Linked DNA regions of Mus musculus: region 2 is linked to region 1. Evidence: chromatin contacts called from ENCODE POLR2A ChIA-PET data. All regions are on one chromosome and are shown on one strand. Each heading gives the region's core, a stretch centred on a gene start or an enhancer-like site at or near the end of the contact. The rest is flanking DNA. Distances are from core to core; before and after follow the strand shown.

Region 1 (4,667 bases), core at 857-3,356:
GTTGCCCTCTGACCTCCACACATTTGCACCCTGCACACTTGCCACACATGTGTAGCAGTGTGCGCATGCTCACACACACGTAATAACGGCAATAATTTATGAATACAATGTTAAATGTTTAAAGGAGACAAGCACAGTGCTGTGGCTGTTGGGGCTGTGCCATCAGCCCTGCCCTTTCCCCTCTCCTTACCACGGTGCCTATGAAACCACTACTTCCCAGCCAGCTTCAACACTTTTAACTTTGAAAGTTATGTTAGTTTACATTAAATACTCTTAAGCTATATAATACATAAATTAATATCTGCAGGAGGAATAAAAGACTTTTGTTTTAAAACATGGCCTCTTTATGGGACAGAGACTGCCCTGGTACTCAGGAGCCATCCCATAGCCAAATTCACAGCAATTCTGTGCCAGCCTCCCTAGAGCTGCGACTATAGGCATGTGCTCCCATGAAGAAGTCTTAAATATCTCCTAAGACTAGTGTTTAGCAAGCCAAATACTACTTTATCTGTTTTTATTCTTTGCTGATGTGGGGGGTATGTGTAGAAGCCAGAGCACAGCAGTGCCATCCTCAGGAATGCCACCCACCTCCTTTGACACAGGGTCTCTGCTGGTTCTAGAGTTCACCACCGAGACTAGACTGGCTATCCAGTGAGCCCAGGTATCCTCCTGCCTCCACACCACCATGCCCTAGCATTTTCACATTAGTTCTGGGTTTGAACTCAGGCCCTCATGCTTGAGAGGCAAAACCCTTACCAACTGAGCCATCTCTCCAGCGCCAGGTAATATTTTAGACTTTGGCACACCTCAGTCACTACTAAGTGACATCTTTAACATAGAGTCGTCTTCTTCTTCTTCTTCTTCTTCTTCTTCTTCTTCTTCTTCTTCTTCTTCTTCTTCTTCTTCCTCTTCTTCTTCTATGATATGAAAATGGGACCGTTGTTTAAGAACTGTAGTTAAAGCCGGGAGTGGTGGCGCACACCTTTAATCCCAGCACTTGGGAGGCAGAGGCAGGCGGATTTCTGAGTTCGAGGCCAGCCTGGTAAGTAAGTTCCAGGACAGCCAGGGCTACACAGAGAAACCCTGTCTCGAAAAACCAAAAAAAAAAAAACAAAAAACAAAAAACTGTAGTTAGGCTCTGGAGAGATGGCTCAGCGGTTAAGAGCACTGACTGCTCTTTCAGAGGTCTTGAGTTCAATTCCCAGCAACCACATGGTGGCTCACAACCATCTGTAATGAGATCTTGTAAGGGCACTCTTCTGGTGTGTCTGAAGACAGTATACTCACATATATCAAATAAATAAATCTTGAGAGAGAGAGAGAGAGAGAGAGAGAGCTGGGCCATGGTGGCACATGCCTTTAATCCCAGCACTTGAGAGGCAGAGGCAGGTGGAACTCTGAGTTTGAGGCCAGCCTGCTCTACAAAGTGAGTTCCAGGACAGCCAGGGCTACACAGAGAAACCTGTCTCAGAAAAACAAACAAACAAACAAACAAACCTGTAGTTAAGATATATTTTTCTTCCAATTTGGATCACATACTTCACTAAAAAGAAAAAAGTGAAAGAAACGGCAAGACTTTGAGCATCTCAAATGTTCACATCACTGTAGATGTAGACTTCCTCAGCAGCAACTTTTTAATCTTTATTCCCAAGAGCTGCATGGCACTTAAAAGTCTGCAATGCTTCTAGGTGACCAGTGTCCTTATTTCATATCCAGTGGGCTCTCAGCCTAGCCATCACTATCATTTCCAGCTCAGAGGAATAGCTACTTTCCTGTTGCTGTGATGAAATACCATGACCAAAGCAACTTAGAGAAGAAAGTTTGTTTGGGCTTATGGTGCACAGGGGGCTGAGTTTACAATGGTGAGGAATAGCATGGCAGCAGGCATGCCGGCAGGAGCAGGAAGCCGAGAGCTTCAGCCACAAACACAAAGAAAAGAAGAGCAAGCTGGCTGTCGGGTCAGTCCTTAAGCTCTTCAAGCCCATTCCCAGCGAAACACTTCCTCCAGCACCCACGTGGCAGTTCATAATAAATCCAAGTGAAGGCTGTCACTGCTGTGGCCACTAGGGGGCAGAATAAGTCCACACATAGACTGTGGATGCCACCTCCTATGGCTTACAGGGACTCAGGCAAGGTTGTTCCAATGGTTAGCTGTAGTTTCGAGCGGCACCGCGTCAAGGGGCCTGTTTCATCAGATGCGTAATGCCTTGCTTTCTGGGAGGAGCTATGCTTCAGTATTATCTAAGAAGAACAATATCTCCTTCCCAGCTCTCCCGTTTAGCACATTTAGTTATGTTTGTGAGCAATGCTGCAGTGGGCGCTGCTGTTCTAACCCAGAGGAAAGCAGAAGCCAAGGAGGATGACCTAGCAAAACACAGTTTGAAGAAAAAGGAAAGTACCTTTTTTTTTCTGCCCATGAGAGTAGGGAAGAGTAGAAGGGCCGGGCGTGTGGCACAGTTACTAGCATGCTTGCCTTACATGCATGAAGCCCTGGGTTTGACCCTCAGCACCACATAAACTATGGTGTGGTGGTGAATGCCAACCCTCATCATCCCCACAACTTGAGAAGTGGAGACAGGAAGATGAGAAGGGCAAGGTCATCCTTGTCTATATAATGAGTTTGAGACCAAGCTGGACCATGTGAGACCCTGTTTCATGTCAGAGTGACAGCAAGAAAGGGAGGGAAAGATAAAGAAATGGAAGAGGAACGGGAGGATGAAGGCAGTGGCTGACCTACTGCATGCTGTTCTTAAACAACGTACACTGTAGTGTGTTATGATAACTAGGAAATAGGTTCTAGTGTCCCTGCTGCTCCCAAAAACACACAACTAACAACATCCCAGGCACAGCTCAAGTCCTGATCTTGCTACTAAATCACACTGCCTTTCAAAAACTCGGGGAAATAAAGCCTTCAACAGAAATAAATTAACAAGTATGATTAATACTGCACAATGAAGCTCACAAGCACCCCTCCGTTACTAATTAAAGCAGACAAGGAAAGATCATATGAGCACAGCTCCTGGACAACGTTCTGAGTCAAAGGCTGGAGGAGGTGCAAGGCCTCGGATTAACAGAGTAATAAAAGCCCTAAGGAAGGAAGGAAGTCACGTGACAAGGAGACTAACTTAGCTGAAGCAGAAGGGTCACAGGAAAAGCAATGGGAGTGACAGGCCTCTGCCAAGGCCCCAGCTGGGGGATGGGGCAGGATGGACATGAAAAGAAGCCTGCACTTAAATGGGGAAGATCAAATGTGTGACAACACAAACTATACAATGAGCTATCTGCCTCGCCATCATCACCTACACATGAAGGGTGGGTCAGGACAGGTACAGGTGGCATTTGAACTGGATCTTGAAAAACCAGGGTGTCAACGGGGGCAATGGGGAGGAGCGCCCTGGACCATCACAGAGGAAGAGGAAGGCGGAGTCTCTGAAGAGTGATGGCTCCACGAGGAGGTGACAATAGAATTCAACCTGAGCCCTTAGGAGGAGCAGCCAGTGCTTGTCCCTGAAAGGATGCCATTTCTTCTGAGACAGCAGAATCAAGGTTCCAACCTGAAGCCCAGCACCTCTGTGGGGATGACACGAGAATCTCTTCAAACAAGAAAACTCTGCTGTTACTCTCCCCCAGAGTGTGTGAGTTAGGAGGTGAGAAATGAAGGCTGGAAAGATGGCTCCACAGTGACAAGCACTGGCTGCTCTCCTGGAGGACCCGGGTTTGAGTGCCAACAATTCCCAGCACTCACAAGGTGGCTCACAGCCACCTGTAACTCCAGTTCCAGGAAATCTACTGCCATCTTCTGGCCTCTGTGAACACCACACACACATGGTCCCCCACACGTGCACGTAGGCAAAAAACACCTATACACACAAAAATACATGAAATAAACTTTTAAAAAGTTAGAAACACTAACAATGGACAGTGCTGAGAAGACTGCCTGCCTGACTCATCTGGAGAACAAGGCAGGGCGTTCTCCATTGTACAACACGTGCTGCGTTCAAGAACCCGTTCCTCAGAGTCGTTTTTTTTTTTTTTTTTTTTTTTTTTTTTTTTTTTTTTGCCTGCACCCTCAGACATGTCGCTTCCCAACCTCAGAACTAATGGAAAAGCCGAACATTTTAGAGAGGGAATTGTCACTGCGGTAATCCACAAGAACAGAGGTGACATCCACATCTCTGCCGCTGGGACACATCTAGGAACCTGAATCTTTGTTGCTTCCTCTCTTAGTGTTCCATTTCTGATGAGTTTTCTCCCTACCCGTCCTCTAAGCCGTGACGAAACCATCAGCAAAGCTACAGCAAAACCTTGAGGCCTGCACGCCCCCCTCGTGCATAGCGTCACGCTTATCTTCTGGTCTAGCTTTAGCATATTTGCTGTTAAAAAAAAAATTCTCCTTCATTTCTTTCTTTGACCTTTCTTTAAAAGATACAGTTTCACTGTGTTTCTCTGGCTGACTTGGAAGTCTCAGTGTAAAATAGGCTGGCTTTGAACTTACAGAGATCCACCTACCTCTGCCTCCTGCATGCTGGGTAAAGCATGGGCCACCACACCCAGCTTCATCCCCTTCTTCTCAGCAGAACTACTTTTCCTTGGCCTCGCCATTCCATGTTAGCTGTACAGTTTTAGAAAACCCTTTTCAATGTTGTTGTTGATGATGTTGTTGAGTG
Region 2 (4,667 bases), core at 550-3,049, 140 kb after region 1:
ATGCTTATTGGACACTTGCAAAGTGCAGGGCGTAAGTGCGGGACAAGACAGACTGCCCCTCTCTGGGAAGCTCACGCAGAGTAGCGAGAGTGAACATGTGGAGTGAGGTATTCAGCCTGCTTCCCTCTCTTTTCCCTCTTTCTTCTCCATCGTTTGAGTATGTGTGCATGCGTGCGTATGTGTGCGTGCATGCTTGTGTGTGCATGTGTAGGGGGGCAAGAATGGACAGTCGTCTGTCTTTCTCCCTGCCACTTGTCATTTCTTCACATGATTCTAGTGCCTGAAACATCCTTTGAGGAACTTCTCCCCCCCCCACCCCAACCCCCGCCCCCAGCTGACTGGGTTCTAGTTGCTCTCTAGGAGGGCACAAGTCACTCAGGTGTGACCAGCAAGCATGCATGACTCTTAGTCAAAGTTCAGGTCTAGTCAATCATCTGGCCTCAGCAATTTTTTTCCTTTTTGTGTGTATGTACGTGTGTGTGTGTGTGGGCACTTGAATTGAATGATCTCAAATGGCTGGGTGTGAATCCCAGACTTGTTTAAAAGCCTTAATCCACAGATGTTCTTTTTCTCTTCTTTTCTTTTTCTTTTTTTAGTTGAATTAAGTCTGAGAAGATGTAGTCCCAGAATTTTTGACAGCAATCTTATGCTGTTGAGGGTAAGAGCAAAATGAAAGTGAAGTAAAGGAAACTCTCTCTCTCTCTCTCTCTCTCTCTCTCTCTCTCTCTCTCTGTGTGTGTGTGTGTGTGTGTGTGTGTGTGTACAACACATCTTTGTGACTGGATACCTAGTTAAGTGATACCCACCAAAGCCTGACCTTTGATTTATCAGGTGTATATACGCCAGTGCCCGGTCCCCCAAGTCACTTTGCTGAAGGGATTTTAAGTCCACTTTCTAAAAGGCTATTGAGTCACTTGCTGTATAGCACAGTGCTTCTGAGCTGCCTTCTGCTCACCTGCTCTGTAGTAGCCCCACCCTGCTGCAAAGTCTACCCAGCCAGTTCTGAAGCCTCCAGGAGACCCAGTGTGGGTAGTCAGCCTGTGAGCCAGTCTTAGTGAGCTCTGGTGGAGAGAGAAGGGAGCCATCTTCCTGTAAGGGCAGGGAGTGAGGAACCTGGACCCTGCTATCCAGCAAGCAGCCAGTCCTTACGTAATAGTCTGAAGACACTCCAGCTCTGGGTCCGGAGGGCTGAAGCTTGCTGCTGAGGGCCCAGTGCTCTGGGATCTGCTCCTCAGCTCTGCTTATAGGGCACTTTCCCTGTGACGGCCTCAAGGTTGGTCCCATGTACGATTTTCATAGCAACTGAGACTGCAATATCCTTACCGAATAGACTAGAAAGCTCAGTGGTTAGACCAAAGTTCTGTGGTCCCATAGGGAAGTAAGTGGAATGTCAAGTTCCTCCCCCTTATGAATCGAGGCCATTGTGGATGGACAGGTAGCCATGCAGGGGAGTCTGAATGGGAGAGAGAAGCATTCAACTGTAGAAGTGAGACTTGGGCGGTCCCAAGTCAAGCTAGAACCAGAAAGTGCAGTGTGACTACCGGTGTTTTCCGAGCTCCAGGACACCAGTTTGACAGGTAGGGAGGGGGGTGCTGCAGAGGAGGGGATTTGGGGACCCGCCCCAAGTGCTGGTGAGCTAATCCAGCCGAAAGGATGGAAGCTCTCAGGCACTGCTGGAGTGCTTTAGGGTGCCTCTGGCAATGAAACTGTCGACCCAAACTGGCTTGGCACCCGAGTACGGGCCGGGACTTTAGCGGGGGTGGAAGAGGAGGGTGCCGCGCCCTGCCCAGCCCAGGTGTCGTCTCCGGGGGCGGGGTTTGGGAACCGGGCAGCTGGGGGAGATTCCCGGCTGTACTGGTAGGAGGGCGGCCGTCGAGGGACCGGAGCCCAAGCCCGCGAGAGACTGATCCCAGGAGCGTACTGGGCAAGGGGCTGCCAGCATGTTCTCTCGAAACCATCGGAGTCGGATCACAGTGGCCAGGGGCTCCGCCCTGGAGATGGAGTTCAAACGCGGCCGCTTCCGACTTAGTTTCTTCAGCGAGTCGCCGGAGGTGAGAGGCCGCGTCCCTGCCTTCCCCTCCCAGCTCTGGCAGGTAGCCCTGGCCACCCCGACTCCTGGGCGCGCCAGGATCTGGGTCTATTCTAGCTCAAGTTGTTGACTTGGAAATCCAGGTGTGGACAGGGTGCGGGTCCATCTGATCTGTATAAGCCATGCCTTGCCTGGTTGAGGTAATTTGCCTCTGCCTTAAAAAGTCCCGATTAGCGTCCACACGAGAGGCTCTAAATTCCCTAACTGTGCCTAAACCCAGGTCCCTCTAGTATCCTGGGCCAAGGACATTGGGCAGCCAGGCATCCTCCAATACTTGAAATTTTGTTTTGGTTCCCAGCCGGTTCCCAGCTACCAGTAGCATCCCACACTCTGTGCGGACCCCCTAGGCCAACCTCCGTTGTCTCCACAGTTCTGTAACTTGTCTGAAGTCCTCCCAATGCCCTGTTACTCCTGGAGGGCAACATGTCTCTCTCTCTCTCTCTCTCTCTCTCTCTCTCTCTCTCTCTCTCTGTGTGTGTGTGTGTGTGTGTGTGGTCACACCCAACTTTCCACCTCCCTTCTCGGGCCTAAGAAGAGTCTCTAGCCTCTAGCCTGAGTCACCACACCACCACTACCACCACTACCACCACTACCACCACTACCACCACTACCAGCAGCAGCAGCAGCAGCAGCAGCAGAGTATCCCTGTCAGCACGTTCTGAGCCCTATGCTTAAATCTCTAAACTGGAGAGGCACTGGAGGCACATGGCTAAGTCAGAAATGAGAGGGGCTTGGCCACCCCAAAGAGACTTATGTCCCCAAGGTCATCTTCCCACATGCTCAAGGAGGTCCCAGTTTAAAGTCTGTATCCCTCACTGGCCCGGGAAGGGTTAAGCGTGGTGGTTCTTCCAGCAGTGCACCCCCCTCCCGCCTGGGATTCCAGGCCTGGCTTTTGCCCTTTCCTTCTAGGCTGCCCAGAACAAAGGCTCTTTTCACGCCCGTGTCCCGCAGTCCCAAGCTTTCTCTGAGTCAGAAGAGAGTGGAGGGTTTTGTCATCCTCCCGCCCCAGCAACTTAGACCCAAGGAACCCGCGCGTGGCCAGCGTCGGGGAGTCAGGGGCGAGGTTGGGGACCTGGAGGAGGGCTCGTGTTCCTGAGCCTTGCAAGGATATGCCAGGCCTTGGGAGCCATAGCTGAGGAGTCGGGGCGGAGCTGCTGGGCCAGGCCTGCCGCCGGGTTGAGTGTGACTCCACGGTCCCGGAGTAGGGGGGTGGGGGACAGCCCTGCAGCTGGCTGGGACCCGGGGCTGGTTTCCTGTCTGGAAGGGAAGGGGCCCCGAGAGGGGATCAGGGCCAGCAGCAGCCAGGCACACCCCTGACTTTCTCCCTCTCTCTCTCCTCCCTTCTGCTGGAAAAGCGAGGTAATTGTGAGCCCAGGGTGGGGCGTGCTGGATGGGGGCCGGCATTGGAAGGGGTGACCCTGGGAGCTGGGCTGCATTACAGACTCACCCCTTTGTCCCATTCCCTGGGCTCAAGTCGCCTCATGTCCTCACTTCTGTCGCTAACTTTTCTCAAACTAAGCCAGAACTCCCTCGGTCGGTTCTGATCTCCCGTCAAGCCTCAGGATTCCGTAGAATCAGCAGGAGGCGTCCCTTCCCTGCCCCCTTCCAGCTGTGCCTGCCCCTCACTGCCCTCGCAGCACGCACATTCTCGATCGGCCAGGCCAGAGATGTGGGCGGGAGCGGGGGAGGGGCCAAAATGGGAATGAAAGGGCCTTTTTCTTCCACAGCTGGGAGAACAGCTGCCACCAACTCCAGGCTGGACACTCTGTGCCCAGAGCCCCCTCTGCAGCTGGCCTCTCCTCCCAGGAACCCCTGCTCATTCTTACCTCACTTTCTTTCCTCCTCTGCTTGGCTCCTACCAAGGCCTTGGAACAGCGCTAGGAGAGAAACTTTTGTCACAGAAGCCAAAGGGGTCTAACAGGACTGCAGAGGGACAGGGACAGACTCTGCATTCTGTCCCAGAGCTGGACACCTCTCTCGAGCCCGGGGAGCAGTGGGAGGAGGAACTGTGGGACAACGTGGTGCCTACCTGGCCTCTCTCCGGGCAGCAAGGGAAGGGGCTTTAGGGGACACAGAGATGCAGGACAGATTGCGCATCCTGGAGGACCTCAATATGCTCTACATCCGGCAGATGGCACTCAGCCTGGAGGTAATGCCCCGACCCCTGGACAACGTGCTTCCTGTGCTGTCTCAGCCTTAGTGGGGCTAATGAGGGAGGGGGGCAGGGCCCGGTAGGGCCCGCCCACAGCTGGGATAGGTGGTTTTGTATACAATGTGTTGAATACGTTTGGGGATCAAAGCCCACTTCTCTGACCAGAATGAACATTATGAAGGGCTAAGGATGTGGCTCCCATGGTAGAGCGCCTGCCTGTTTGACACGGACAAAGTTCTGGGTTTGACTCTCAGCAGCCTGGGCACTGCATGAACTGCGTTGCAGGGGCAAATGCATGTAATTCTGGCACTTGGAAAGTAGAAGCAAGAGTGAGTTCCAGGCCAACCTGGGCTAAACAACAACAATAAAACCACATGTTGACAGCAGGGGCTTGGCTGTTATGAATAGGTGTAGATGTTTGTTCTG

What was found. ChIA-PET counts read pairs that join two places held with the same protein, here RNA polymerase II (POLR2A).
Region 2: POLR2A ChIA-PET joins it to region 1 with 12 read pairs in Patski. The contact joins the promoter of Rtkn here to the enhancer-like site in region 1. POLR2A ChIA-PET finds 5 or more read pairs at or near these places in 3 of 5 experiments (Patski and embryonic stem cell).

Annotation. Positions count from the first base shown.
Region 1 is chr6:82,994,770-82,999,436 of GRCm38, forward strand. The region is part of intron 4 of M1ap (meiosis 1 associated protein); the gene reads left to right. Among named protein-coding and RNA genes, the nearest start is that of Gm32644, 25 kb to the right of the region's middle. Within about 2 kb of position 2,107, at least 1 of the 3 ENCODE cell types and tissues checked has a DNase peak (open chromatin) inside an H3K27ac peak, as active enhancers do.
Region 2 is chr6:83,134,009-83,138,675 of GRCm38, forward strand. It overlaps Rtkn (rhotekin), which reads left to right and starts at 1,800. Exons shown (of 12, transcript NM_001136227.1): 1 at 1,800-2,051. The coding sequence starts at 1,941.